3 separate regions of the Homo sapiens genome follow, and all the other regions are linked to region 1. A link is a loop called in an ENCODE intact Hi-C map of the cell type or tissue named here. Cell type or tissue: PC-9. All regions are shown on one strand. Each heading gives the region's core, and the rest is flanking DNA. Links, peaks and the distances in the headings are about the cores only.

The links. A loop is a pair of places that touch in the nucleus more often than their neighbours do. Peaks named below come from ENCODE experiments on the same cell type or tissue, not always from the same donor. Only the 100,000 strongest peaks of a DNase experiment are listed, where the experiment ranks them.
Region 2: a loop joins it to region 1, with 9 times the contacts of the local background. A loop is called at or near these places in 7 of 110 quality-filtered maps.
Region 3: a loop joins it to region 1, with 4 times the contacts of the local background. A loop is called at or near these places in 12 of 110 quality-filtered maps.

The regions. Positions count from the first base shown.
Region 1 is chr9:72,473,583-72,483,683 of GRCh38, reverse strand. It overlaps LOC105376080 (a long non-coding RNA gene), which reads right to left and starts at 5,616. Exons shown (of 3, transcript XR_929925.3): 1 at 5,300-5,616; 2 at 4,258-4,430. RefSeq lists enhancers at 6,337-6,631, 9,977-10,076. In PC-9, for the core only: no CTCF peak of the experiment used is centred there; DNase peaks (open chromatin) are centred at 5,313 and 6,483; H3K4me3 peaks cover 1,310 bases; H3K27ac peaks cover 3,514 bases.
Region 2 is chr9:72,536,277-72,546,377 of GRCh38, reverse strand. The region is part of intron 1 of TMC1 (transmembrane channel like 1); the gene reads right to left. Among named protein-coding and RNA genes, the nearest start is that of TMC1, 20 kb to the right of the region's middle. In PC-9, for the core only: no CTCF peak of the experiment used is centred there; DNase peaks (open chromatin) are centred at 3,247, 3,777 and 5,657; H3K27ac peaks cover 3,227 bases.
Region 3 is chr9:72,572,104-72,582,204 of GRCh38, reverse strand. TMC1 (transmembrane channel like 1) reads right to left here. Exons shown (of 24, transcript NM_138691.3): 2 at 4,182-4,303. It overlaps LOC101927191 (a long non-coding RNA gene), which reads left to right and starts at 4,676. Exons shown (of 5, transcript XR_242619.5): 1 at 4,676-4,787; 2 at 4,964-5,099. In PC-9, for the core only: no CTCF peak of the experiment used is centred there; DNase peaks (open chromatin) are centred at 2,844 and 4,584; H3K4me3 peaks cover 2,849 bases; H3K27ac peaks cover 5,000 bases.

The sequences.
Region 1 (10,101 bases), core at 2,625-7,624:
AGCACCTGTGATGATTTTAAAGTATGTCTAAAAATTCTTTGATATTTTTCCCATAAACGATGCAGTCTAATTCTCCTGCTTTGAGTATGGCCCACATTAGTGACTTGCTTCTTACAAGCAAAATACAACAAAAGTTATGCTGTATGACTTTTAAGGCTAGGTCAGACAAGATGATATTGCTTCTGCATTGTTGGGATTCTTGCCTTTGGAACCCAGACACCATGATGTGAGGAAGCTCAAAACCCATGGAGAGGCCACATATAGGTGTTCTGACCAACAGCCCTAGCTAAGGTCTCAGCCAACAACCAGCATCAATCACTAGCTATGAAGCAATGAGCCTTCAGATAATCCCAGCCCCAGGCTTCAAGTTTTCCAACTGACGTTCCAGATGTCATGGTGCAGACCCACTCCAAACTTTGTTTGAAATCCTGACCCACAGGATCTGTGAACAATTACTGACGGTTGATTTACACCATTTAATTTGGGGGGAATTTAGGCAGCCATGGCCTTTTATTTCTTCATCCGTATGAGAGTACTGTTTGTGGGGACCTTGACAGGATTCAGGAAACATCAGATTTTCTCTAAAGCTTGGCTTCTACACTGCAGTGTTTCTTCACTAGTGTGTTAGGCCGTTCTTGCATTGCTATAGAGAAATACCTAAGACTAGGCAATTTATAACAAAAGAGGTTTAATTGACTCATGGTTTGGCAGGCTGTACAGGAGGCATAGTGACATCTGCTTCTGGGAAGGCCTCAGGAAGCTTCCAATCATGGTGGAAGTCAAAGAGGGAGCAAGACACATCGCATGGCGAAGGCAGGAGCAAGGGAGGGAGAGAACAAGGTGCCACACACTTTTAAACAAGCAGATCTTGGGAGAATTCACTCACTATCATGACGACAATACCAACGGGATGTTGCTAAACCATTCACAAGAAATCTGCCCCTATGACCCAAATACCTCCCACCAGGCCCCACCTCCAACGCTGGCGATTACATTTCGATTTGAGATTCAGATAGGGACAGATATACAATCTATATCAACTAGGGAGTGGATTATAATGCCCAGGACTTTTAAAAATGCATAGCCCCCAGACATGCTGGCTTAGCACCAATTCTATGGGACTTATACATGTATAATTTGAAAATGTTCATTATTTAACTTCAACAAATCTTCACTGGGAGAGATCATTTACATACCTAGTCCTTACGCTGAATTTGGAGGGCAAGAGCTGATGACTTTCATTCACATTCATTAGTGCTCTATAAGAATCTATGTATGCCTGGCTTTCCTGCCAGGTGTCCTTTTGGGAAGACCATACTTCCTGTCTGTGAATGAATTAGAAGGATATTTGGTATTTCTGGTGTGTAGGCATCTTCTGATGGAATCCAGGTTAGGAATGGCAGACACCAAGCTATGATCTTCAACAGTGAATTCTCAATATATTAAGAAAAACCCATTTAAGTTTTCCCTTCAAAATCTGGAGAGCCGGTAACAAGACAAGGTTGTTCACTCTCATCATTTCTACAAGGTACTGGATGGTCGAGCCAGGGCAGTTAGGCAAGAAAAAGAAATAAAAAGCATTCAGATTGGAAAGAAAGTAAAACTATCTCTATTTGCAGATGACATAAACTTACATATAAAATTCAGAGAGTTTTGCAAGGCATCTTTTGGGCCCAGAAAACCAAAAAGAATTTCTATCTCCCTCCCACACTCACTAGAACAGAGATTCTCAAACTTTGCTATACAAGAGAGCTGTTAATCTTCCAACTATGCCCAGCTTCCAGAGACTGTGTTATCTGATGTACTGGGCTGCGAAATTTCATTTTAAGAAGCACCCCTAAGAAATCCAATGCAGGTGAATTTTAGATAACTTTGTAAAATGCAAAACAAAATCTTTCAAAATTGTTTAGCTCAATGATTTAGAGTATAATGCCTAGAACTTTATTGCCTGGGTTTGATTCTTGACTCTTCTACTTGCTAGCTGTGTGACCTTGAGCGCGGCACTTACCTTTACTGTGCCTCAGTTTCTCCAAATGTAGAATGGGGTTAATGATAGTGCACCTGCCTCACAGGTTTACTGCATGCGTTAAATACAATAATGTCTGTGAAACAGTTAGACTAAAAATTGTTCTAATTGTTCTTACTGTCACTTATTTGCTGTAGGGGAACTACCTGGTTATCCCTGGAAGCTATACCTTGCCTGTAGACACTATAGCAAAATGCAATGACTCTAATAAATGTAGGAAAACCACATGAACTCTGTTCATGCTCTTCTCTACTGACGTTCACATGCCCTCTCTGAAAAGCTATGGCAAAGAGACACATTCTGTTAGAAATCAAATGAAAACATGGGTCAGCCGATCCTTCCACAGTTCAAATCCCTCTCTGCCTTAATGATCATGGCTAATCTGCAGTGTGATTATCATATTTGGCATATTACCAGAGGTTTCTTTTTTCCATTATTTTGATTTATGCCATTAGTGAATCTGGTTTTCCATGCTCTGTTTTGTTTTACAGTACATTTCACCAAGAGTTCACTTCCAAATGCAAACATGAGGACTAATGCTCCATTTATGACTCATAAAATGTACTACTCCATTCCCCCCATTCACTAGCATGATAGCAAATCTTTAACAGATTGCCTTGCGCATAGGGAGGCAGCTCCCAGTGCTCACATAAATAATTTATTCTGATCAACACTTGCTCAAATTAATGGAAATGATAATGTACAGAAAGTGTTTTCCTGTGTTTCCAAGTCTATTCCCCAAGGCAACATTATTTGTATTCCTAGATATGCAGGAAACTGACCTGACGGTTCCCAGTTCAAAAATCACAGGTAGAGGCCTTGTTTTCGGAATTTCCTTACTCAGCTAAGAACAGAGTTTTCTTACAGTGTAAGGTCTATTACATACTAGATACTACGAAGTGACAGCGTGCTGGCAGCCCTCGCAGCCCTCCCTCGCTCTTGGCGCCTCTTTGGCCTCAGTGCCCACTCTGCCACGCTGGAAGAGCCCTTCAGCCCACCACTGCACTGTGGGAGCCCCTTTCTGGGCTGGCCAAGGCCGGAGCCGGCTCCCTCAGCTTGCCGGGAGGTGTGGAGGGAAAGGCGCGGGCGGGAACTGGGGCTGTGCGTGGAACTTGCGGGCCAGCGCGAGTTCCGGGTGGGCGTGGGCTCGGCAGGCCCCACACTGGGAGTGGCCAGCCGGCCCCGCTGGCCCCGGGCAGTGAGGGGCTTAGCACCTGGGCCAGCAGCTGCTGTGCTCAACTTCTCCCCGGGCCTTAGCTGCCTCCCCGAGGGGCAGGGCTCGGGACCTGCAGCCCGCCATGCCTGAGCCTTCCCCGCCCCCTACTCCATGGGCTCCTGTGCAGCCTGAGCCTCCCTGATGAGTGCCGCCCCCTGCTCCACGGCGCCCAGTCCCATCGACCACCCAAGGGCTGAGGAGTGCGGGCGCAGGGCGCGGGACTGGCAGGCAGCTCCACCTGCAGCCCTGGTGCGGGATCCACTGGGTGAAACCAGCTGGGCTCCTGACTCTGGTGGGCACTTGGAGAAACTTTATGTCTAGCTAAGGGATTGTAAATACACCAGTCGGCACTCTGTATCTAGCTCAAGGTTTGTAAACACACCAATCAGCACCCTGTGTCTAGCTCAGGGTTTGTGAATGCACCAATCGACACTCTGTATCTAGCTACTCTGGTGGGGACTTGGAGAACCTTTGTGTGGACACTCTGCATCTAGCTAATCTAGCTGGGACGTGGAGAACCTTTGTGTCTAGCTCAGGGATTGTAAACGCACCAATCAGCACCCTGTCAAAACAGACCACTTGGCTCTCTGTAAAATGGACCAATCAGCAGGGTGTGGGTGGGGGCAGATAAAAGAATAAAAGCAGGCCGCCCAGCCAACGTGGCAACCCACTCGGGTCCCCTTCCACAAGGTGGAAGCTTTGTTCTTTTGCTCTTTGCAATAAATCTTGCTGCTGCTCACTCGTTGGATCCACACTGCCTTTATGAGCTGTAACACTCACCAGGAAGGTCTGCAGCTTCACTCCTGAAGCCAGCGAGACCATGAACCCACCGGGAGGAACGAACAACTCCAGACGCGCCGCCTTAAGAGCTGTAACACTCAGGGCGAAAGTCCACAGCTTCACTCCTGAGCCAGCGAGACCACGAACCCCACCAGAAGGAAGAAACTCCGAACACATCCGAACATCAGAAGGAACAAACTCCGGACGTGCCGCTTTTAAGAACTGTAACACTCACCGCAAGGGTCCGCGGCTTCATTCTTGAAGTCAGTGAGACCAAGAACCCACCAATTCCGGACGCAATATTGTTATACTTTAGTGACAAGAGGGCAGAAATAGCTCTTATTGTATAATGCTGCTGTAATTTTTCTAAATCAGCCAACAACTATGGTTTCCTGAAGTAGCAAAAACCTGAAAAACAAAAAAAAAAAAGATGAAGCATTTCAGAGAGAATGAATCGGAGTGGGCTGGTGATTCATGCATCCTCAGGAAGAGAGTTGGACAGGACCTCTTAAACATCTTTCAACCCTGTATTTTGTTTTTCTACAATTCTACTCAAACACCAATTTATACTCAAATATTAGTTGCACCTCAGAAAGAAACAAGTTGTTTTACCCTCTCCTGCCCCCACAATTCCCCAGTGTTTTGGCTTTAAACTTTCCTCTAGAAAACTGATCAAACATGAACACAAGTTAAATTTAAGCCACTTTATTCATGTAATTCTTTGAAGCCCATAACAGTTATAGAGTGCGTTTGGGTAGCATTAAAGAAAAACTCCTCCGGCTGGGTGCGGTGGCTCACGCCTGTAATCACAGCACTTTGGGCGGCCGAGGTTTGGTGGATCACAAGGTCAGGAGATCGAGACCATCCTGGCTAACACAGTAAAACCCCGTCTCTACTAATAATACAAAAAAAAATTAGCCGGACGTGGTGGCGGGTGCCTGTAATCCCAGCTACTCGGGAGGCTGAGGCAGGAGAAAGGTGTGAACCCTGGAGGCAGAGCTTGCAGTGAGCTGAGATCGCGCCACTGCACTCCACCCTGGGCGACAGAGCGAGACTCAGTCTCAAAAAAAAAAAAGAAAGAAAAACTCCAAAGCAAATATATCTCTGGAGTTCAAGTCAGCATTTCACCTAGAGTGTAAGACAACACTATTTATTCTTTGGAGTGACAAGAAAGGATATATCTTTGACCTTAAATGACCTATTCTTGATCCCTGGTAAACATGAAAGGCTGGCAGCTAGGTATTTGTGTACTAAACTCCACCCCCTCATCCACATACCTTGTTTGGAGGAACTCAGAAGCACTTCCTGTTTGGGATCATGACTCAGGGCCAGAAATTGCTCCTTAGGCAGAGTTAGAGCAACAATATCTGCTAGTGGGACTGGCTCCTCCTAAAAGTCTTCTTTGAATCCCTCCACCCCCATTCTTCAAAGCCCAGATACTTAGAAACAAAACCTAGGAAGAGAGCAGCAGGAAAGCTGAGGGTCATCGTCAGAGGCAAAGCTCTTCCGTGTACCATGTATTGCCATTCCAGTTCACCTCCCTGCAGACCATTTCTGGGTTCCTGGCTTCCCTTCTCTCGCACAGATAATGTCCTGGGGGCAGGAGGAGTGTATCAAACACAGGATTACAGTTCTTTGAAGTAGTGACATCCGTTACAGATCTAAAGTCAAGTTTACAGGGCTGTCAGTAAGGGAAAAGGAACTTTGTGAGCTGAACTTTCTAAAATTAATCCACTTAAAAGCTACATAGCAATAGAGGCATAAGCAGGAGATACCCACTCCATCTCGAAGGAGACTTTTCCCAGTTGCAGAATTACCTGGTTAATTAATTCAGGCACCATAATAATTGAACTAATTTAAAGCCAGAATATCCATCATGGAACAGAAATAGATCTGCTGTTTTTATCAAGGTGATTACCAGGACAATTGCCAGACCTCTTAGTTTTGCTCCATGAAAGCCAAGCCAAGCCTGCTGGTTTACATACACTTTTACATATACACATGCCTTTGTATTAATAAATGAGAGTCCTCTGAGGACAATATTCACAGTCAGAAACTTCCCTCCCAGAAGTAAGAATAGGAAAGAAAGCAAAGGCTGTGTTCTCAATCCAGGCCATGGATTTTGTATAAATGAATGGAAACCTAATTTAAAAATCTATGTCCTTTTTGTGCCTACCTTCAGTGAGTTTCTAGAAATTATAATAAAACCCATTTATTGTCAAATAACAAAACAGTACATTGATGAGTGAAAGTTAAGACAGTTGTACAATTTCAAGCTGCTTCCAAGGAGGATGGAAGTTTGGCACATTCCCTCAGGATTTGTGAAGCTGTTCTTGCCTCTTCCAATATGACTCTTCATCCACATGAGCCTGAAGGGGTGGGGCTATTAGAGCTCCTTAACAGGCAGCCTTCTTTTACACCTGGCTGGTGAGCTGGCCTGAGACACCTCCAATATGTCTCTACTGTGAGTCACTATCCATAAAATCAGTGAGTCATCGACCACTTTAGAAAGAAATCCCACAGAGTTTTCTTCAAAGCAAGGGCCTCAAACTCAAATATCTACAGGGGCCAGGTAGGTAATGCATAGCAATGAGGATGAATGAGATAATTGGAAATCATGAACACTGGTTACTTCTGCAGTCTCTCCGTAACTCCAGCCAATCTTTGCATTGAGAGTTTAAGGGTCCCATTTTGCCACATTTTCTCATTTCTAAGAGATTACAGAATTCTGCTTTCTTGTTGTTTGCTGATTTATAAATGTTTGCAATAAATTTGATTTTGCAACATACTATGCTAGGAGGTCAAAACATATCTGTGAGAATAATCACCAATTTGTCATCTGTGGTTTTTAGTATCATCTCTGCACACATAAACACACATGTGTGCATACCCACCCACACACAAACAACCATCAGCCTCAAAAATGATGGATTCTGGGAGTTGAATTTGTCAAACTTCAATCATCCTTGGAAGTAGCTTGAAATATTCCTCATTCCTTTATCAATTTGCTATTTTGTAGATATTTTCCAGTAAAAAGATTTTATTATAATTTGTAGAAACTCATGGTAATAGGAATATAGGACACACATTTTTAAATGAGATTTTTCTTTCATTTACTAAAATATAAAATCCAATAGAGAAAATTCTATGTAAAGACTAAAAATCATACATATACCAAAAAATCGACATATTTCACCAAAAAGTGAATAATTAATGTTTTCTCCTCCAAAATTTTGTTTATTCTCCATAATTGCTAGAGTCAGAGAGTTTGAGTAATAGAGCCAGAAATGACACGCAGAGAGGTCATTTTCCTCACCTGTGTGAGATAAGCAGTAGCAGCAAACAGTTGCCAGGGTGTGTTATCATAGCTCACTGCAGCCACAATCTCCTGGGCTCAAGTGATCCTCCTGCCTCAGCCTCATAAGTATCTGGAACTACAGGCATGTGCCACCAAACCCAGCTAATTTGTTTTTGATTTTAGTAGAGACAGGGTCTTGCTATATTGCCCAGGCTGCTCTCAAACTGCTGAGCTCAAGCAGTCCACCTGCCTTAGCCTCCCGAAGTGTTGGGATTACAGGTGTAAGCCACCACACCCAGTCCAGTTAAAGCCACCACACCCAGTCCAGTTTGGTTTTTTTTTTTTGTTTTTTGTTTTTTTTTTGAGACAGAGTCTCGCTCTTTTCACCCAGGACGGAGTGCAGTGGCGCAATCCCGGCTCACTGCAACCTCTGCCTCCCGGGTTCAAGAGATTCTCCTGCCTCAGCCTCCCATGTAGCTGGGATTACAGGCACCCGCCACCATGCTCAGCTAATTTTTGTGTTATTAGTAGAGATGGGATTTCGCCATGTTGGCCAGGCTGGTCTCAAACTCCTGACCTCGTGATCCACACGCCTTGGCCTCCAAAGTGCTGGGATTACAGACGTGAGCCACTGCACCTGGCCGGCCTAGTTATTTATTTATTTATTTTTTAAAGGTATAGGCCAGGTGTGGTAGCTTATGCCTGTAATCCCAGCACTTTGGGAGGTCGAGGCGGGTGGATCACCTGAGGTCAAGAGTTTGAGACCAGCCTGGCCAACATGGTGAAACCTCGTCTCTACTAATAACACAAAAATTAGCCGAGCATGATGACGGGCGCCTGTAATCCCAGCTACTCGGGAGGCTGAAGCAGGAGAATCTCTTGAACCCAGGAGGCAGAGGTTGCAGTGAGCTGAGATCGTGCCACTGGAGGGAAAAAAAAAAGTATAAATGAGGAAAGAGTAGATGAGTTGGCATATTAAATTAAAACTTTTATGTCATACATTAAAAAAACTGTCAAACCAAAAGAAGTTTTCAATCAAAAAAGCTGTTACTGAACCAGATTATGAAAAAGGGATACTTAAGGTAAAACAGGGACTTCTGAGAACAGGCAAGTAGATTCTGTTCTGATGTTTAATCAGACATAAATATCTACAGAAAATTGTTCTTTAGAAAGAAAAATACATCTACTGTTCAAATACATATTTATTGTGGATTAAGAATGTGTCATACACATACAGGAGATATTCCCTGATGTGTTTATTGTAGAGTTGGGCAGTCACTGTGCGATGATGGTATCTTGTTCCCTGTCTCACCAACAGCAGACTTTATTTTCCTCTGGAGTTTGTTGAAAGGTTTTTCAGTGTTCTGAGAATTGGGAGTCATTATGGAATGCACACTGAAAATACTTGCTTATTCAGAATAAGCTGAAAGTAAAGGGCTATTATTTCCCGTCTGAATCGTTCTAATGGGATGGGTCATCAGTTTCTTTCCAAAATGTTTATATTTAAAATGTTTTCCTTTTTCTCTCACTGAAAACTTCTGTTGCTTAAGAGCAGAGTAACTGTGTTTGCAAACTCCTGATGACCCTGTGTAAGCACCATGATTACAAACTCAAGGCTAGACTTCAATGCTGTATGTTATATCACAAAATAGCTGCTAAAAATCAGACTCTGTTCAGAGTGATTTGGGGAGAGGTCGTTTTGTTTCCAAATTTACCGTTATTATTATTCTATGCATATCCACAAATCAGTTGGCCTTTCCAATTGTGAAGTAGTTACTATTAGCTGTATTTAGAGAATTGAGAACGCACCTCTACTATATGGAGGTGGGCTTTGGAATCTGAAAGACTTGGAATCATGTCCTGCTTCTGCTCCTTAGTAGCTGAATGATCTTTAGCAAATCCTATAACCTCTGTGGGCCTTTGTTTTCCTGTCTTCAAAATGGCATTCAGATCTGCTCTTCAGGGTTGTTGTGAGATTAAAAGAGAAAATTACTGTAAAGCATTAAGCACAGTGGTGAAAATTTAATAATAAATATGTTAGGACAAAAGCAGTTTCAGTTTGTCAGGATGTAAGCCACAGAAACAACTTTCCAAGAGAAGTCAACGAGTAACCTTCAGAGGAAATTATTGAGTTTTTAAAGCTGGTCATTTCCATTTGCTTATGAAAAAATTGTTTGTGCTTACTAGGTTCAAGGAGAATATGTATGAGCAGGGAGGGAAAAGAGAAGGAAGATAGGTCTGGGTAGCTGAATTAGTTCCTTAAAGAATTTAAACTGGTAGTAAACAAGAAGATAAGACTTGCCAGTAAAAGGCCATAAATCAGAACTGAAAGTTATACCTGCTGTAACAGAGATGCAGTCAAAGAGGAATGGCACCTGGGAAGAAGAAGAGATTATTTTGCCTCTGACTTCATTTTTCTTTCATAGTCATGACTCTGAAAACCATAGCAAAGCCCATCCTATAAAATTATCTTTCTCAATTCACATGATTTAGAGAATTTTAGAATTCAAATATATTTTTAAGAGTTTGTGTTTAGAACTTCTACATTTTACAGGTGAAGAAACAAGATGAAGTCAAGTAATCAAGTTAGAGTAAGACCAAACCATGAAGTCATTTATTATGTTCTTCCTGCTTCACATGACCCATGAGTTCTCTTTCTCTGAGTCAACTGGAAATACCCTTTATACATTGCATGTCTCTTCTACCAGAAGAAAACTTGCAAATTGCAAATGAAAAATCTCTACAATAGTTTGGGCTTTAGGCTTTTCCATGGCCTTTTTC
Region 2 (10,101 bases), core at 2,535-7,534, 63 kb before region 1:
CAGTGGTTTTTTCTAACTTTTTGCAGAAGAAGAAAATTTCAGCAGTTTTTCCAAATGTAACATCAATTTATTTATTTTTATATTTTTTGAGGAGTCTCCCTCTGTTGCCCAGGCTGGATTACAGTGTTATGATCTCGACTCACTGCAACCTCCGCCTTCTGCATTCAAGCGATTCTCCTGTCTCAGCCTCTCAAGTAGCTGGGATTACAGACATGCACCACCACGCCGGGCTAATTTTTTCATTTTTTTTTTTTTTTAGTAGAGCTGGGGTGTCACCATGTTGGCCATGCTGGTCTTGAACTCCTGACCTCAGGTGATCCATCCACCTCGGCCTCCCAAAGTGGTGGGATTACAGTTGTGAGCCACTGCACCCAGTCTGTACCATCAATTTATGATTAATTTTCTAGTGAAGGTTTGTTTTTTTTTTGAGCGATGACATTTGAACTTTTTTGAGCGATGACATTTGAAAGCCACTATAATTGATCTGAAAGAAGCGAAGGTATTGTCAATTTTAAAATTTGTGAAAATTACTGCGCAATAGGATTTGTATTTCACCAACCATATCCTTTTGTTTAAGATTTTTTTATGGAGACCGGGTGTGGTGGCTCACGCCTGTAATCCCAGCACTCTGGGAGTTCGAGGGAGCCAGATCACTTGAGGTCAGGCATTCGAGACCAGCCTGGCGAACATGGTGAAACCCTATCTCTACTAAAAATTCAAAACTTAGCTGGGCATGGTGGCAGGTGCCTCTAATCCCAGCTACTCGGGAGGCTGAGGCATGAGAATCACTTGAACCCAGGAGGCAGAGGTTGCAGTGAGCCAAGATGGCACCACTGCACTCCATCCTGGGCAACAGAGTGAGACTGTGCCAAAAACAAAAAGTTGACAAATCTGGTTAAACTGTCTATTGAAGCTGATTATTTTTAAAAAGATCAGTTTTAATGAAATCATTGACCAGTTTGCCAAAGTTAAGTCATTAAAACAGAAACTATAATATTGTTATACATTATTGTGACAGACCAATATATATGTAAAAGGTTTTTTTTTAAAAAAAACATATTAATGTAATTACAAAGTATTAATTCTGAAGCATAAGAAGAAGTCAGCCATTCAAAGGGCAGGGCTACAAATGCCCATCAATCAATGAGTGGATAAAGAAATGTGACATATATATATATGTGTATATATACACATATAAATGTGTGTGTGTATATATGTGTGTGTGTGTGTGTGTGTGTGTATATATATATCATGAAATACTACTCAGCCATAAAAAGGAACATATTAATGGCATTCACAGCAACCTGGGTGGAATTGGAGACTCAGGAATGGAAAACCAAATATTGTATGTTCTCACTCGTAAGTGGGAGCTAAGCTACGAGAATGCAAAGGCATAAGAATGATACAATGAACTTTGGGAACTCAGGGAAAGACTTGGGGGGGTGAAGGATAAAAAGCTACACATTGGGTAGAGTGTACGCTGCTCAGGTGATGGGTGTGCTAAAATCTCAGAAATCACAACTAAAGAACTTTTCACGTAACCAAAAACTACCTGTTCCCCAAAAACCTATTGAAATTAAAAAAAAAAAAGGTAAAAAGGCTGGGAGCGCTGGCTCATGCCTGTAATCCCAGCACTTTGGGAGGCCGAGGTGGGAGGATCACCTGAGGTCAGGAGTTCAAGATCAGCCTGGCCAACACGGCAAAACCCCATTTCTACTAAAAATACAAAAATTAGCCGGGTGTGGTGGCAGGTGCCTGTAATCCCAGTTACTCAGGACGCTGAGTCAGGAGACTCACTTGAACCCAGGAGGTGGAGGTTGCAGTGAGCCGAGATTGCACCACTGCACTCCAGCCTGGAAAACAAGAGCAAGACTTTCTCACAAAAAAAAAAAAAAAAAAGTTAAAAAATCAACAACAAAGGGAAGGGCTAAGATCAGTCCACCTGGAAGAAGCAGCAAGCTCAAAGACCTTGAGTTAGGAAAGAATGTGGGGTGTTTGAAGAATTAAGATGAGACAAACATGGCTTGAGTGAAGTGGATATACCTTGAGGGGCCTGGTCATATGACACCTTATAGGCTCTGGACATGAATTTAAACTTTATGTTAAGCACAAAAAGAAACTATTGAAGTGGCTGGGTGCAGTGGCTCACACCTGTAATCCCAGCACTTTGGGAGGCCGAGGCGGGTGGATCACAAGCTCAGCTGTTCGAGACCAGCCTGACCAACATGGTGAAACCCATTTCTACTAAAAATACAAAAAATTATTGAGGTGTGGTGGCACATGCTGTAGTCCCAGCTACTTGGAAGACTGAGGCAGAAGAATCACTTTAACCCGGGAGGCAGAGGTTGCAGTGAGCCAAGATCACGCCACTGCACTCCAGCCTGGGTGAAAGAACGAGACTCCATCTCAAAAAAAAAAAAAAAAAGAAAGAAAGAAAAAGAAAAAGAAACTATTGAAGCATTTTAGGAAGGAAAGTCACTGGGTGTGGTGGCACATGCCTGTATTCCCAGCTACTTGGGAGGCTAAGATGAGAGGATCTCTTGAGCCCACGAATTAGAGACCAGTCTGGGCAACACAGAGAGACCCTTCTCTTAAAAAATTTAAAAGTTAAAAAATAAAAAAAGATTAAGCAGGACAGTGGTGTGATCAAACTTTATATATATATGGCCTCCCAGGTTCAAGCAGTTCTGCCTCAGCCTCCCAAGTAGCTGGGATTACAGGCACCCACCACCATGCCCAGCTAATTTTTGTATTTTTAGTAGAGACAGAGTTTCACCATGTTGGCCAGGCTGATCTCAAACTCCTGACCTCAGGTGATCCTCCCACCTTGGCCTCCCAAAGTGCTGGGATTACAGGCGTGAGCCACTGTGCCTGGCTCAAACTTACATTTTTAAAAGATAATTCTGGCTGCATTGCAGAAAATTGATCAGAGGGGAGTCAGAGTGAAAATATGAAGACCAATAAGAAGGTTATTCCAATAATCTATAAGGGAAGTGGTTGTAGCTCTGGACAGACTAGTAGCAGGGGAGATGGGAAGAAGTACATAGACCTGAGATGCAGGAGATAGATCTGGGAACTAAATTTAAGGAAGAACAGATAGGATTTGCTCATGGGGTAGATGGAAGAAGTAAACAAGGAAGAGGAACCAAGGAAAAGTTCCCAATTTCTGGCTTAAACAATTAGTGGATGGTGAGGTCACTAGTTGAGATGGGAGAGAAACTAGTTGAATGAGAAAAATCACTGTGTCAAGGCTCAAAGGCAACCTTACAAGATGAAATGTAAACATAAAGATAAAATGTAACATGACACCTTCTTTTTTTAAAAAAAATTATCACATAGAAAAAAACAAGTGAAGGTCTAGTGCATATTTTCATTTTACACATTAGAAAACTGAGGCCTAGCTGGGTGCGGTGGCTCATATCTGTAATCCCAGCACTTTGGGAGGCCAAGGTGGGTGGATCATGAGGTCAGGAGTTCGAGACCAGCCTGGCCAAGATAGTGAAACCCCCATCTCTACTAAAAGTACAAAAATTAGCTGGGCGCGGTGGCAGGCACCTGTAATCCCACCTACTCGGGAGGCTGAGGCAGAAGAATTGCTTGAACCCGGGCGGCAGAGGTTGCAGTGAGCTGAAATCATGCCATTGCACTCCAGCCTGGGCAATAGAATGAGACTCTGTCTCAAAAAAAAACAAAGGAAGAAAGCTGAGGCCTGAACAGTAAAGATGACTTGCTCAATGAGTCAGTGCCTGGATCAGAATTCTTTTTTTTCTTTTTCTCCCCCCTAGGCTGGAGCGCAGTGGCACAATGTCAGCTCACTGCAACCTCTGCCTCCCGGGTTCAAGTGATTCTCCCACCTCAGGCTCAGGAGCAGCTGAGATTACAGGTGTGTGCCACCACACCCAGTTAATTGTTTATTTTGAGACAGAGTCTTGCTCTGTCGCCCAGGCTGGAGTGCAGTGGCGCTACCTCAGCTCACTGCAACCTCCACCTCCTAGGTTGAAGTGATTCTCCTGCCTCACCCTCCAAGTAGCTGGGACTTCAGGCACATGCCACCACACCCGGCTAATTTGTGTATTTTTAGCAGAGACGGGGTTTCACCATGTTAGCCAGGATGGTCTCCATCTCCTGACCTCAGGTGATCCTCCCACCTCAGCCTCCCAAAGTACTGGAATTACAGGCACGAGCCACCGCGCCGGGCCCTTTTTTGTGTGTATTTAGTAGACATGGGGTTTCAACAAGTTGGCCAGGTTAGTTTCAAACTTCTGGCCTCAAGTGATCCACCCACCTCGGCCTCCCAAAGTACTGGGATTACAGATGTGAACCACCACGCCCGGCCTCTTAGGTCAAATTCTTTGGCTCTAGTATTGCAAATACCTCACCCAGATTTTTTATTTTTGGTTTTTTGTGTTTTTTTGTTTTTGTTTTTTAACAATCCTTTCTCTTACATCCTCTTTCAGTTTTTCAGCTATGTGTGCTAATAGAGCTTATGACCTCACTTCTTCCTAAGGGCACAGACTGATACCAAGAAGTTTCTTCCTGACTTCAGATCTTTCAGTCTAGTCATACCTTGTTTCTGAGAAGTACATAAAATGCCGTTGATCTGGAAATTTTCATCTATCAAGCTTCCTCTTCTAAAGCCAATACCCCCAAGACCACCCTGGAAAGCTTCTAGGCTCTTTTTTTTTTTTTGAGATGGAGTTTTGCTTTTATTGCCCAGGCTGGAGTGCAATGGTGTGATCTTGGCTCACTGCAACCTCCACCTCCTGGGTTCAAGAGATTCTCCTGTCTCAGCCTCCTGAGTAGCTGGGATTACAGGTGCATGCCACCATGCCCGGCTAATTTTTGTATTTTTAGTACAGACGGGGTTTCATCATATTTGTCAGGCTGGTCTCGAACTCCTGACCTCAGGTGATCGGCCCGCCTCAGCCTCCCAAAGTGCTCGGATTATAGGCATGAGCCATCGCACCCAGCCGCTTCTAGGCTCTTTAAGTTATTCAAACAATTCATTCAGACAAATACTTATTCAGTATCTACTGTTCTGTATGGTTTGAATAACTCAAAAGTATGAGATTTGATTCTTGGCACCAACAAGTCTTAAGTTTGGTTGGAGAAGTTAAGACATAGATGTAAGAATTGATTAAGTGATAACACTGGTTGGTGTAAAGATTTGGCATCAAAATAGGTGGCTAGCACTGTAAGAGCTATGACATTTCAGAAAAGGTAACCATCCATGTGGGCAAGAGAAATCAAAGATTATGGGGCTAGAGATGGAAACTGAAGAACAATTTGGCATTGAGAAAAAGGAAAGGAGGGTAGATTTAAATTTGACCTGGAAAAAACAATTCAGTTCAGGACCTGGCCACATCCAAAACAAAAGTCAGAAGTTTTAATAAAGCTGGGTAGTATTGATGATTGGATTTAATGGAGGCAGATAACTAATCATTATATCTGTATTAACTCACTGAAGCTTCACAACATCCCTATGAGGAGGTACTATTGTAGCTCCATTTTATGTATAAGAAAATAAGGACACAGAGTGGTCATTTAATTTGCCTTAGTCACACAGCCAGCATGTTGTCATGCTGAGTTTCAAGTTCAGCTACGGGGCCTGTGCTCTTAACCACTACAGCATGTGGCCACTTGCATGAGCTCTCCTGGTTTGTAATAGTCAAAGGGTGGGGCATCAAAATGACCACAGCAAGGTTCTGGGAATCATGACTAGGGACAAAAATAAATGACTACCAACACGCGACGCAGAGACAGATTGCAAAGACAAACAGGCATAAGAGCCAACTTCAAAACAGTAAGGACAAGGATAAAGATCGGAAAGGAATAGTGCCAGGTTTGGAGAGGAGGTGGAATTAAAAGAAAAAAAAGTCAGAACGAGGAAAGTCAAAGATGAGGAATTTCCCTGAGGTAAATTCCTGGCAGAAAGCTGGTCTGTCTGCCCCTGATTTTACTACCCATGTGGCTATCTCTGCCATTGTACCTTAGGGAAGTCATGCAAGCCTCAACAGAAGAATAAATGGAATAAAATTTGATAGTACAGGCTGAGCATGACTGCTTAGAGTACACCAAGAACTCACCTTCCTACCCCCCATTTCCTGGGATAAAGAACAAATATTAGAAAACAACAAGAAACAAGGTGCTGTACTTTGGATGTTCGCCCTCCCAAACTTCATGTTGAAATTTGATCCCAATGTTGGAGGTGGGGCCTAGTGAGATGTGTGTGTTATGTGGGTGGATCCCTCATGAATAGATTAATGACCTCCCTGGCAGGGGTGGGAGTGAGCGAGTTCTCAATCTGTTAGTTCCCTCAAAAGCCTGTACCTCTGTTAAAAAGACCATGGTACCTTCCCCTCCTCTCACGCTCTTCCTCTCTCGCCATGTGATCTCTGCACATGGAGGCTCCCCTTCACTTTCTGCCATGAATGGAAGCTTCCTTGCCTTCACCAAAAGCAAATCCTGGCACCATGCTTCTTGTACAGGCTTGCAGAACTGTGAGCCAAATAAACCCCTTTCTTTGTAAATGACCCATCCTCCGGTATTCGTTTAAAGCAATGCAAAATGGACAAAGTCAGAATACTGGTACCAAGTAGTGAAATGTTGCTGTAAAGACAACTGAAAATGTGGAAGCAACTTTGGAACAGGGCATTGGACAGAGGTTGGAAGAACCTGGAGGGCTCAGAAGAAGACAGGCAGATGAGGGAAAGTTTGGAACTTCTTAGAGATTAGTTAAGTGGTTTTGACCAAAATGCTGATAGAAATATAGATAGTAAAGGCAAGGCTGAGCAGGTCTCAGAAGGAAATGAGAAACTTACTGGGAACTAGAGCAAAGGGTTCCATGTTATGCTTTAGAAAAAAAAACTTGGCTGTGTTGTGTCCATGCCCTATGGATTTGTGGAAGGCTGCAGTTAAGAGTGATGACCTAGGATATCTGGCGGAAATTTTGTTTTGTTTTGTTTTGTTTTTGAGACAGGATCTTGCTCTGTCACTCAGGCTGGAATGCAGTGGCACGATCTAGGATCATTGAAACCTCCATCTCCTAGGCTGAGGTCATTCTCCCACCTCAGCCTCCCGAGTAACTGGGACTACAAGCACATGCCACCACACCTGGCTGATTTGTTTTTTTGTTGTTGTTTTTTTTTTGTATTTTTTGTAGAGATGGGGTTTTGCCATGTTGCCCAGGCTGGTCTCAAACTCCTGAGCCCAATTGATCTGCCCACCTCAGCCTTCCAAAGTGCCTGCCTCTCACAGGCATGAGTCACCATGCCCAGCAGCAGAAGAAATTTCTAAGCAACACAGCATTCAAGAAGTGGCGTGGCTGCTGGAAATCAAAATTAAAATTCAAACTCCCCCAATCAACTGAATGGACCCCTTGGTCAAGGAGATCCCAAAGAAACCTGAAAAACTAGCTCATGCCATAGCAAGATGAGAGGGTACCCAACATGCCTTATTACACCCTCCCCCTTTGGAGTTTAGACACAAATGACCAGCATTAACATTAAAACAGAGATCATATGACTGACAAGACAGACTCTTTGTAGCAATAAGATACCAAATTTGAACCCGACTCTGATATAGCATCACATGACATAGCAAGACCTAAAGGAAATAAAAGTATTTTATTGTCCAGGTGTGGTGGCTCATGCCTGTAATCCCAGTAATCCCAGCACTTTGGGAGGCCAAGGCAGGCAGATCACTTGAGGTCAAGAGTTCAAGACCAGCCTGGCCAACATGGTGAAACCCCATCTCTACTAAAAATACAAAAAAATTAGCCAGGCATGGTGGTGGACACCTGTAATCCCAGCTACATAGGAGGCTGATGCAGGAGAATCGCTTGAGCTGGGGAGACGGAGGTTACAGTGAGCCGAGATCGTGCCACTGCACTCCAGCCTGGATGACAGAGCAAGGCTCTGTCTCAAAAATACGATACAATACAATACAATACAATACAATACAATACAATACAATACAATACAAGTATTTTATCCCAAAATATATTTATTTGACATTTTGAAAAGGCCCTGCAATGTTGTCTCTTGTGGAGGAAGTTAGTGTTCTGTAGAGAATCTCTCCCTTACCAAGTTTTTTCCAGAGAGTCTGACACCTTTTAAGTTCTAATAAGAGACATTCATCATCTATTCACTCTGAAGCCTGCTACCTGGAGGCTTCATCCACATGACAAGAACCTTGACTTTCACTTTTTTTTTTTTTTTTTTCAGACAGGGTCTGGCTCTGTCACCCAGGCTGGAATGCAATGGTGCAATCTCAGCTCACTGCAACCTCTGCCTCCTGGGCTCAAGTAATCCTCCTGCCCCAGTCTCTCGAGTAGCAAGGACTACAGGTGTGCTCCACCATGCCCATCTAATTTTTTTATTTTTTGGAAAGACAGGGTCTCATCATGTTGCCCAGGCTGATCTCAAACAGATTGCCCAGGTGGCAATCTGACCACCTCAGCCTCCTAAAAGTGCTAGGATTACAGGCATGAGCCACAGTGCCCAGCCAACCTCTTTATCTTAACTCAAGCTGACTTCAACTGTTCAGGCAGAGCTTAACTCATTCAACCATTGCCAATCAGGAAATTTTTGAATATACCTATGACCTGGAAGCCCCCACTTGTAGATGTCTTGCCTTTCTGGGCCAAACCAATGTATACCTTGCATGTATTGATTTATGTTTTTGTCTGTAACTTCTGTCTCCCTAAAATGTATAAAACCAAGCTACACAAAACTACCTTGGGCACATGTTCTCAGGACTTCCTGAGGCTGTGTCATGGGCCATGGTCCTTAACCATCGCAAAATAAACCCTTACATTGATTGAGACCTGTCTCAGATACTTTTTGGTTTACACTGCTTTTAATTGTAAATATGATTGTAAACTAGATATGGCAGCAAATGAGTGACCTAAAGTTGTAAATTGTAACTAAAAACCAAGTAAAGCATAAAAATTTGGAAGATTTACAGCCTGGCCCTGTGGTAGATGAAGAAAGAGTGTTTTCAGGAGAGGAATTCAAGGATGCAGCCAAACACTTGCTAGAGAGATATTAGCATGACTAAGTGGGAGCTAGGTTCTAATAGCCAAGACTTTGGAAAAAAAAGGCCCCAAAGGCATTTCAGAAACCTTTGAGGCTGCTCCTCCCATCACAAGCCTAGAGGCCTAGGAGGACAAAATAATTTTGCAGGACAAGCCTGGGGTACCACTGCCCTGTGCTGCCTCAGGATGCTGCTGTCTGCATCCTGGCCACTCTGGCTCCATCCATGGCTCCAATGGCCCCAGGTACTGTTTGAGCCACTGCTTAGGTGGGTGTAAGTGGTAAGCCTTGGTGGCTTCATGGTGTGAAATCTGCAGGTGCCCATAATGCAAGAATGTTGGAGGCTTGGCAGCTTCCACCTAGATTTCAGAGGATTTATTGGAACACCTGGGAAGGCAGGCAGAAGTCTGCCATAGGGTCAGATCAACCACACACAGCCTCTACTTGGGCATTATCTATTGGAGGTGTGGGAGCAGGGCTACCACCCTCCAGACCCCAGAATTATAGAGCCACCAGCAACATACAACTGCAGCCTGAAAAAGGCACAGGCATTGGGCTTCAATCTGTGAGAGCAGTCACGTGGGCTGCACCCAGCAAAGCCAAAGAGTGGGGCTGCCTAAGGCCTTAGGACCCACCCCTCACACTACTATGCCCAGGATGTGGTATATGGAATCAAAGGAAATTATTTTGGAGTTTTAAGAATTAATGTCTGGCCAGGCGCGGTGGCTCACGTCTGTAATCCCAGCACTTTGGGAGGCTGAGGCAGGCGGATCACGAGGTCAGGAGATCAAGACCATCCTGGCTAACACAGTGAAACCCCGTCTCTACTAAAAATACAAAAAATTAGCCAGGCATGGTGGCAGCTGCCTGTAGTCCCAGCTACTCAGGAGGCTGAGGCAGGAGAATGGCGTGATCCCAGGAGGCAGAGCTTGCAGTGAGCCGAGATCGCACCACTGCACTCCAGCCTGGGTGACGGAGCGAGACTCTGCCTCAAAAAAAAGAATGTCTGCCGCACTGGGTTTCAGACTTGGATGGGACCTGTTACCACTTTCTTTTGGCCAGTTTC
Region 3 (10,101 bases), core at 1,974-6,973, 99 kb before region 1:
CGGGTGGATCACCTGAGGTCGGGAATTAGAGACCAGCCTGACCAAGATGGAGAAACCCCATCTCCACTAAAAGTACAAAATTAGCCAGGCATGGTGGCGCATGCCTGTAATCCCAGCTACTCGGGAGGCTGAAGCAGAAGAATCGCTTGAACCCAGGAGGCGGAGGTTGCGGTGAGCCGAGATCGCGCCATTGCACTTCATCCTGAGCAACAAGAGCGAAACTCCGTCTCAAAAAAAGAAAAAAAGATGCTATCATTTCCTGTAAAGTTATTCAACATGAAAACTGATAGCACTGTTTTAATGATTCTGTTTTCTGCTAGTCATCTCAAAAATATTCTCATCAACCTAACACACAAAAAAAATTCAGACTATTTTCAGCACTGTGGAGCATGAGAATGTAAAATGTGAAGTGTTCACCCCTAAAATAGTTTACTAATAAAAATAACCAGACTTTTGAGTCACTCCCCATTATTAAGTTTTATTTATAGATTTCTGAGCTGTTACTCAGGAAAAACAGTGGAGATGAGAAGGCAATAAACTGCTAAGCAAAATATACCAAGAACATATTTGATATTTGAGGAGAATTTGAAATTGAGCTGTGCTGATACTTCTTGCAAGGTCACTGTGTAGCAAAACTGTAATTCTTCTTTTAGTAATAAAACTGGCCCAAGAGTCCTCAGGGCTAAGAGTGCTAATCCAGTGAGAATACATTGAGAAAGAAGAATGAAAGACAGAAATGGAGTCAATGCATCTCAATATACTGACTGCAATTCCAGTTAGGATATAATCCATGAGCAACTCATTAAAAATAAAAACGTGATCATCACAGATGGCCAGAGATACAACCTGATATTTATTCATGAAATATCCTTGTGAAAAGTGGCATTAATAAAACAACCTGGGAAGGTAAACATAACTAGAGAAAAATAAATAAAGAACCCTAAATTAAGTTTTCCTTGTCAACCTTCTATTTCCCCTTATGCTAGTTAAGGGTGATGCATTATCCATCCAAGAAAGCTTTAAGTACTTGAACTCCAAAATGCTAATCTTTCACCAATCATTATGCATTATTTATGGGGCTAAAGTATTGGAATAAATTCATTTTTTATGTATTCCAAATAGCATAAAAATTCTTTTGAAGTTAGGATCAAACTGTTTTACAGAGTTATCGAACTTTTGCAGTGAAAGCTGGACTTTCTGCAAATATAGAGAGAGGCAGAGGAGAGTGAGCAAAAGTTGTTTGCCACCCTGAAACCTCTGACTGAGGATGGGGCATCATGCTAGCATCTCAGGTTTGACTTGGACATCATTTAACCCTGAATGAGATTCTAGTTTTGAAGAGGTGTTGTGTTATCAGTAGATTCATGTTCAAAAATCTGCCCACCCTGCTTCACTTTGAAGAGACACAATTTAATGTTAAATGGAATTTTCCAAGGCCACTAGATATTTTTGTGTAAGGAGGAGTTGTTTGTTTGCTTGTTTGTTTTTCGTCTGGGAATTCAAGCTTGGAGCAGAATGCCAGTAAGTTTTTCTCAGTTGTGGTATATATCAATTAATGAAGTAAATGTGACCAAACTTAACTCTGTGTATGTGCTTGTATGTGTGGTGTATGCACTGGCATGCACACACACACACACACACACACACTGCTTCACTGTCAGATTTAGAGAAGAGGTTTGGAAGTTAGTGTCTTCAATATCTTAAAATGTACATAGGAAGAAATTAAGAGACTGAGGCAAGACAGTGCAAAACCCAAAGCCAGGTTGGATCCCTGTACTCAGTCAGATACCATGAGCAATGTGAGGAAATGAGAAGGGTGTGTGTAATAAAACTGCTGGTTGAGGAAGATATGAGTAAGGCTGCACAGTGAGCTGATAGTGAGGTTTCTGGGAAAGAAATAAGGCAATACTTTGGAGTAAAGAAACAAGGAAAGAGATAAGACTATATAGTAGGAAAAGATATAGTTCCCCATGCTTCTTAAACTTTGAGAAACATTTAGAGGCCTTCATAAAATGCATATTCCTGGACCCTACCCCTGAAGAAACTGATTCAGTACGTCTGAGATGGCACTCAAGTATTTGTGTTTCTACCAAGATCCCAGGTGACACTGATTCTGCTAGTCCACGGACCACGCTCTTTTAAATAGCAAAGCTGTAGATGCTGACAGATCTGAGTCAGAACCCCTGCTTAGCCATTTCTTAATTGTGCACCTTTGGGAAGATGACCAAGGCTCTCTGAATCTTGTTTTCCTCATTCTTTTCTTTTTAAATTATTTTATTTTTAAATTTTTATCTATTTATTTATTTATAGACCAGGTTATGAGACTGGCTAATTTTCGTATTGTTGGTAGAGACAGGGTTATGCCATGTTGCCCAGGCTGGTCTTGAACTCCTGGGCTCAAGTGATCTACCCACCTTGGCCTCCCAAAGTGCTGGGATTACAAACATAAGCCACTGCACCCAAGTATTGTTTTCCTCATTCTTAAAATAAAAATAGAGACTGCATAAGACTGTTGTGAAGATTGAATAAAATAACATATTTAAAGCACCTGGGACGTAGTAGCAACTTCACATACACTTCCATTTTTATCCCTTCTGAGTACAGAAATAGGGAAAATAGAATCATGACCCAAGAGGGGCTCCAGGAAAAAGGGGAGGGGGCTGTGTGTCTAGAAGCTAAAGCGGTGGTTCTCAACCCTGGACTGGCATCAGAATCAACCGGAGAGCCATTTAGAAGTGGAGATTTCCTTGAGTCAAAGGACTGAGTGGAGTCTACAAGGCTTGCTTGGAGCCTGGGTGATTCTGGCGCCAGGCCCGAAGTTGAGCCCCAGGGACATATAGAAGTGTGAGTCAGATTTCCAAGGCAGAGTCCTGGAGAGCAGAGACCAAACAGGTGAAGCCAGGAACTGAGAAGACAAAGTTTTAAACTCATGAGCAGTAACAGAGTTAGGAGAAACCAGAGAAAGAAGCTTGCAGATAAGAAAGGGGAGTATATTAAGGATCAGTGTGAGTAAATACTTAGGTTACAATGACTTGCACCTTTAAAAAGTTAAATAAGCAGGTTATAAGTAATGTGATTACAACTCCTCACTGTATAGAAAGATTCAGCTCTGCAATCAAATGGATGCTACTGATTTTTCAAAGTAGACAAGATAGCATAAAGAGGTAAAAAGAAACTGGGAGAATTCCAGAAGCCCTAGATCCTCAAAAAGCAATTCCCAATTTGAGCTACTCTCCCCAATCCAACCACAATAGTAGAAACTGGAAATTCATCCAACGACCAACATCGAAAGGAACTACAACTGGGGGAGTTTACGATTCTGAGATGCCCCATTCATTCTATTCTTCTTTCCCCAGACCCTCAGGCACCACTACAGTGTGTTTCTCAGAATGCCAGAAATTGAGAAAGGCTGCGGGTGACATGGTTTCCTTGATAAATATGAAAAATGACATGTATTATAACTCTTTGTTGACTATGCCCTAGGCACATTAGCATATTTAATACTTTTAAAAAGCTCCTCTATTAGAAATCCTTATTTCAGTAAATGCTTTTGTAACCTCCCTCCTGTCACTAGCTCGTCAGAGCACACACACTCCATAGAAAACAGTCCTACGGCAAAGTCTGTAGTTGCCGCTCCCTCTGCCTGCCCCATTGCCAAGATCTGTAACTAAAAGCTGCACTGTCTAAATGCAGAGTTGTTCGGACTCCAAAACACTTCCTGTTGAAAGGAAAACTTCTCTTGGCTTTCAGATTCATTGCTTGCGAAGGAGGGATAAGAGCATCACTTGTTTGTCAGTTGGCTTTCATCATTGGTGCAGTTAGTTAATAAGCAGACAGTATGTTAATAACATGGACATACCTGCTTGAGACTCTCTGCCCCCGTAGGGAGATCAGAAAATACACACACACACACACACACACACACACACACACACACACGCGTGCGCGCGTGCACAAAGGAGGGTGGAAACAAGTTATTAAAGAGAAGATAATGTGCTCAAAGTCCTTGAGGAGGAAAATAAAATTACAACCAACAGGCCGGGTGCAGTGGTTCATGCCTGTAATCCCAGTACCCTTAGGTGGATCACTTGAGGTCAGGAGTTCAAGTCCAGCCTGACCAACATGGTGAAACCCTGCCTCTACTAAAAATACAAAAATCAGCCAGGCATGGTGAGGCATACCTGAAATCCCAGCTACTCAGGAGGCCGAGGCAGGAGAATCACTTGAACCTGGGAGGCGGAGGTTGCAGAGAGCCGAGATCGCACCACTGCACTCCAGCCTGGGCAACAGAGTAAGATCCCATCTGAAAATAAATAAATAAATAAATATAAATAAAGAATAAACTAATTAATTTCTAAAAATTACAAGAGGCAGAGCCCAAAACACAGCATGCTGGCTGCGTGAAGACCCATAACTCAGTTGGCATGTTTTTCAGCAAGCTATTACTCCCCTCCCTTGAAACTCCAGCTTGTAAATATATTTATAGCTGCTCCACACAATATGCCGGATACTAAAAAAAAAACACTGAGTCATTGTTCCTGGTGAACCAGTTTTGCAAGAGTTAATCTAATCCCTGGCATGAAGCTCAATATGCTTTGCCAAAAGCTTCAGCAAGGAAGAATCCCGCTTTTGGCCTAAAGGTTAGCTGATCTCAATCAGGCTGCTACAGAAACTCAGCATTTATTGACAGGGCACACTGTTTTTGATCTGTCTAGAAATGGAGGCATTATGAAGTGCACTTGCCAGTACCTGTGTTAATTGATGAGTCTCTCTTTTACACAATCATAGTAAGTGCCCTGAGAGTTTTTGGCTTCTTGTTCCTTTGCTCCACCCGTCCCTGTGTGCTGAGGCACAACAGTCCACTGGAGTGGGAGTTTCCAAATCAGATGTGTCAGCTTTTCCTAACAACTCGCAGAGTGATTAAAGAATTTTAAAGCAAGTAATTTCACTGTGACTCCCCTAGGTTATGAGCAGCCCAAGAGGAGGAACAATGGTAGCTCCAGAAGTTCTAACAGGAAGAGGAAAGGGTCAGAGATTTTATTAAGAAAAGAATTTTGGAGGAGTAATCAGCGGATTTGACTTGAAACAATAGCTGCAGAGTAAGTACATTATTTATCCTTAAATTGTATGCTGTAGCTTCATTAAAAAAAAATAGCAAACATTTCCGAGAATAATTTCTGTAAGATTGAAAAAAATCCCAGTTGGCCATATTGCAGAATAACACCAAGGCTGGTGAGTAAAGCACGTTCCAGGAGGTAGAAATTGGGAGTCCAGGGCACCGGGCGCGGTGGCTCATGACTGTATTCCCAGCACTTTGGGAAGCCAAGGCGGGTGGATCACGAGGTCAGGAGATCCAGACCACCCTGGCCAACATGGTGAAACCCTGTCTCTACTAAAAATACAAAAAAATTAGCTGGGTGTGGTGGCGCATGCCTGCAATCCCAGATACTCGAGAGGCTGAGCAGGAGAATCGCTTGAAGTTGGGAGGGAGACAGAGACTGCAGTGAGCCGAGATCGTGCCACTGCACTCCAGCCTGGCAACAGAGCAAGACTCCGTCTAAAAAAAAAAAAGAAAAAAAAAAAAAAGAAATTGGGAGTCCAGGGAGGGGCTGGTCAAAACCCATCAAGCCATCCCTTGGCATTGGGCAGGAAATGTAACTGATTCATCTTGACATCCCAGCTCTGTGTACAGTCGTTGGCACAAGAAGGAGCTCCGTAAATGTTTATTGAATCAAAGAGGTGCTGAGCACCTAAAGGAGAGGAGGAAGGGAAGGTTCGAGAAGATAGAGAAGAGAAAAGAGGGTCAGAAAGGAGAAAGGGGAGGGAAGAGAGAGGAGGAGAGAGACAAGAAGGAAGGGAGAAAGAGGAGGGGCTAGAAAAAAGACCATGACACAGTTGGCCCACAAGCTGAGAGTATTTATGGTGCTCTAAGAGGTCAAGTATATTTTTACCCTCTTGGCCAACTAATACAGTTGTTAAATGTCACCATGATCACAGCTCTTGCTCTATAAAACTGGATATATGTTTTCTCACATTAGAGCTGTTTTCTAGAGTTGATTTCCTACAGCTTAGTTTGACATCTTAATGAAGATTCCACCACGAGTATGCCATCTCCTCAAATGGTGCCATCTTTTCAGGCACAGAGGAAACCTGCCTTACTTCTGCAGACATTACCATCAAAAACATTGTCATTGTCCTGGGTCCCCTTCCCCAACGAGTTATTTCTGTACTTCTGAAAACTTGTTTAGCTGATGGGAAAACACATGTGAGCCTAGTTTGTGTGTGTGTGTGTGTGTGAGCCCAGTTTCAACTGGCCCTCTTTCCTGACTCATAGGAACCAATCAGAAACTTGTGTTCTGCAGCTCTGTCATTTCCACTCCAGAGAAGAAAAATGTCACAAGCCCTGGATTGTGAAGTAACAAAGTGAGCAATACAAAATGAGCCAGAGAAAGACCAGATCAAGGACCCAGGGCCACCCCAAAAGCTGCTGTGACCCCATGTCCTTCTCATATGAGGCTTCTTTGTTTCAGTTAGTGTCGCCTTCTGGGCAAGAATGGACCAATGAAAGGCAAACCATCTGTGTGTGTGCTTCTCTCAGATGCCCACAAAACTCCCCATAGTTGTTACCTTCTGGGAAGCTCCGAATGTTGTCATTGTTCCTGATTTTCCTATTCGAGAGATTTGCAAATTTAACGACATGGTATTTAATCTTTAAACCTTATCAGGCCAGGCACAGTGGCTCACACGTGTAATCCCAGCACTTTGGGAGGCCGAGGCGGGCAGATCACCTGAGGTCAGGAGTTCAAGACCAGCCTGGCCAATATGGTGAAACCCCGTCAGTACTAAAAATACAAAAATTAGCCGGGCTTGGTGGTGGGTGCCTGTAGTCCTAGCTACTCGGGAGGCTGAGGCAGGAGAATCACTTGAACCCGGGAGGCAGAGGTTGCAGTGAGCCGAGATCACGCATTGCACTCCAGCCTGGGCAACAGAGCAAGACTCCATCAAAAAACAAACAAACAAAAAAACCTAATTTGCTGTTGTGGAATATCAACACAAATGGGATAATACAAGTACACCCTTTGTACAAGCATCTTATTATTTGTCTCTATATAAGTAGAAAGATGGAGGTGAAAGAGTGGTCAAGGAGGGGCTGGGAGGGAAAGCATGACAAAAAGAAGGACTGGGGCCTCACGACAGTTGGCCACCAGCTCTGGTCACCACACCAAACTCAAGGCACTAAAATCATTCCATAAGAACATGGGGCACTGTACTAGCTCTGGTCCTGACTTTCTAGGAGCCTAAGCTTTATGGTGGAGACAGATGAGTGAACAGTTACAATGAGGGAGCAATTTCAACAATGGGGGTGAAGATGGGGAGATCAGCAGCGTATGTGGGGACTAGTAGGAATGTATGGTCAGAGAATACTTCTCAGAGAAGCTGACTTCTAGAAATTCACCTTGCATGCATCTTACTTCTTATGACCCCCACTGCAGAGCAAGGATGCATGTAAAAAGTGACAAGGAAGTAACCATTATCGACCTTAAGTTAACCTGGCATTCTGTATCAGCCCAGCTTCCTGTGGTTAGCAGGTGGCCTTTTACAATCGCCCTCTGACATTTTCCAGTTGATCCCAAAAGCTAATTCCATATTACCAGGGGAAAGAGTGATGTTAAATGCCTTTTATAAAAAAGGAAGCATTTATTGAAACTGAATCATCAACTTTAATCTGGGTTGCTTTCTGAAATGGGAGCAGTCTCTGCTGCAATATTCAGATATTGGCCTTGCTTTCCTGATAGCACCATATCTGTTTCTGAGCCAAGGGATCAGTCAGGATGGCAACCCATGCTGGAGCAGCCAAGAGCTTGGGCGCCCAATTAAATGGAGGTCACTCATCACACTTCCCTATTTGTGTTCTTTAACCATCTGTACTGGAGGAGACCCTGTTCACAATTCTTTCTGTTCTCTTTTACTAGCCCCAATCCTACCATTTCAAAAATGCTTTGTTTCCAAAGAATATCCATATGGAGCATGGAGCATGGCCACTCTCTAATCAGAATAGCAAAAAGTAAATTAAAAGGAACAAGATCATGGCTTTTGCAGGAACATGGATGGAGCTGGAGGCTATTATCATCAGCAAACTAACGCAGGAACAGAAAATCATATACTGCGTGTTCTCACATATAAGTGGGAGCTAAATTATGAGAACTTATGAACACAAAGAAGAAAACAACAGACTCTGGGGTCTACTTGAGGGTGGAAAGTAGGAGGAGGGAGAGGAGCAGAAAAGATAACTATTGAGTACTGAGCTTAATCCCTGGGTGATGAATCATCCGTACAACAAACCCTCTTGACATGAGTTTACCTATGTAACCAATTTTCACATGTACCCCCTAACCTAAAATAAAAGTTTAAAATAAAAGAAAAAAGACAGTAAAAGGGAGAAGTTCTCAAAAGAAAACATTTGACATAAATGCCACTAAAATATTGCAGTAACAGAAATCCTAATTAAAGGGAGATGAAATGAGTCTGTTTTTCTCCGAGAATGATTTAGAATCATTATAAACCATATAAATGAGAACAAGACCAGCCACTTTTGGCTAAGCCACCCTGTACAGGAATCTATTGCCTGCCCCCTTAATGGTTTAAAGCAAGGTATGTTCTCTTCCAAAGTTTACGCACAGGACTTAACAATTGCCCCTTTTGTCCTTCATTCCAGGTCATCGTGGTAGGTAGAAATGCTGGCACAGCATGCTAATGTCATCATGTACTGTGAGGTCTTTAGTGGGTGGTGGATTTTGAGGCTGTGCATTTATCCTACCGCCTCTTATCCTAGCACCCCTATTTAGAGGAGAACACACTGTCCATCTGCTTATATAGTTCTTTATTCTGAATTAGCCTTCATTTTCCTCAAATTTATGTTAGAACAGGTATGACACTCAAAATTCTGGGTTTGAGGGATAAACGTGAAAAAGATTTCCATAAAGTGAAGTATCTGAGAGAAAGAAGAGTTTGATGGGTTATGACCAGGCACATATCATGTGGTCAAAGTATATGAATAGAAAATGCATAACAGAAAAAAACCAATGGCTCATGCACATCTGGAAAACAAAATTCAACCTCACTAGTTATCAAGGGAAATGCCTCTTTAAACAATAATGAGATAGCATTTCATAACCAACAATATTGACAATTATTTTATTTTATTTTATTTTTGAGACAGAGTCTCACTCTGTCCCCTGTGTTGGAGTGCAATGGTGTGATCTTGGCTTACCACAGCCTCCACCTCCCAGGTTCAAACGATTCTCCTGCCTCAGCCTCCCGAGTATCTGGTATTACAAGCACCCACCACCATGCCCAGTTAATTTTTCTACTTTTAGTAGAGACAGGGTTTCACCATGTTTGGCCAGGCTGGTCTCAAACTCCTGATTTCAGGTGATCCACCTGCCTCAGCCTCCCAAAGTGCTGGGAGATTACAGTCATGAACCACCATGGCCTGGCCAATAATTTTAAATTTAAAAAAGAGTAAGTTTTGACAAGAGTGAAAGGAATCAAGAAAGTGTACAAATTGCTAGTGGCAATGTACACAGGTATTACCCCTTTAGGAAGCCATTTGTCAATGCCTAGCATGGTTGACTATGGGCACCTCCTTTAGTCCCATGTCTATGAATGTCTTTCACATTTATACAAAGAGAGATGTTCAAGGATACTGCCCATAGTACCGTTAACAATATCTAAAAAATAAAGAGAGTTTGGAGGCCAAGGCGGGCAAATTGCTCGAAGCCAGCAGTTCAAGACCAGCCTGGCCAATATGACAAAATACCATCTCTACTAAAATACAAAAATTAACCAGATGTGGTGGTACACCCTATAGTCCTAGCTACTCAGGAGGCCAAGGCAGGAGAATTGCTTGCACCTGGGAGGCAGGGGATGCAGTGAGCCGAGATCACGCCACTGCACTCCAGCCTGGGTGACCAAGTGAGATCCTGGTTTAAAAAAAAAAAAATCAAAAAATAAAGTGAGATAAAGAGACAAATTGTGTATCATAAAATAAATTAAAAAGTAAATAATTGGCCAAGCACAGTGGCTCACACCTGTAATCCC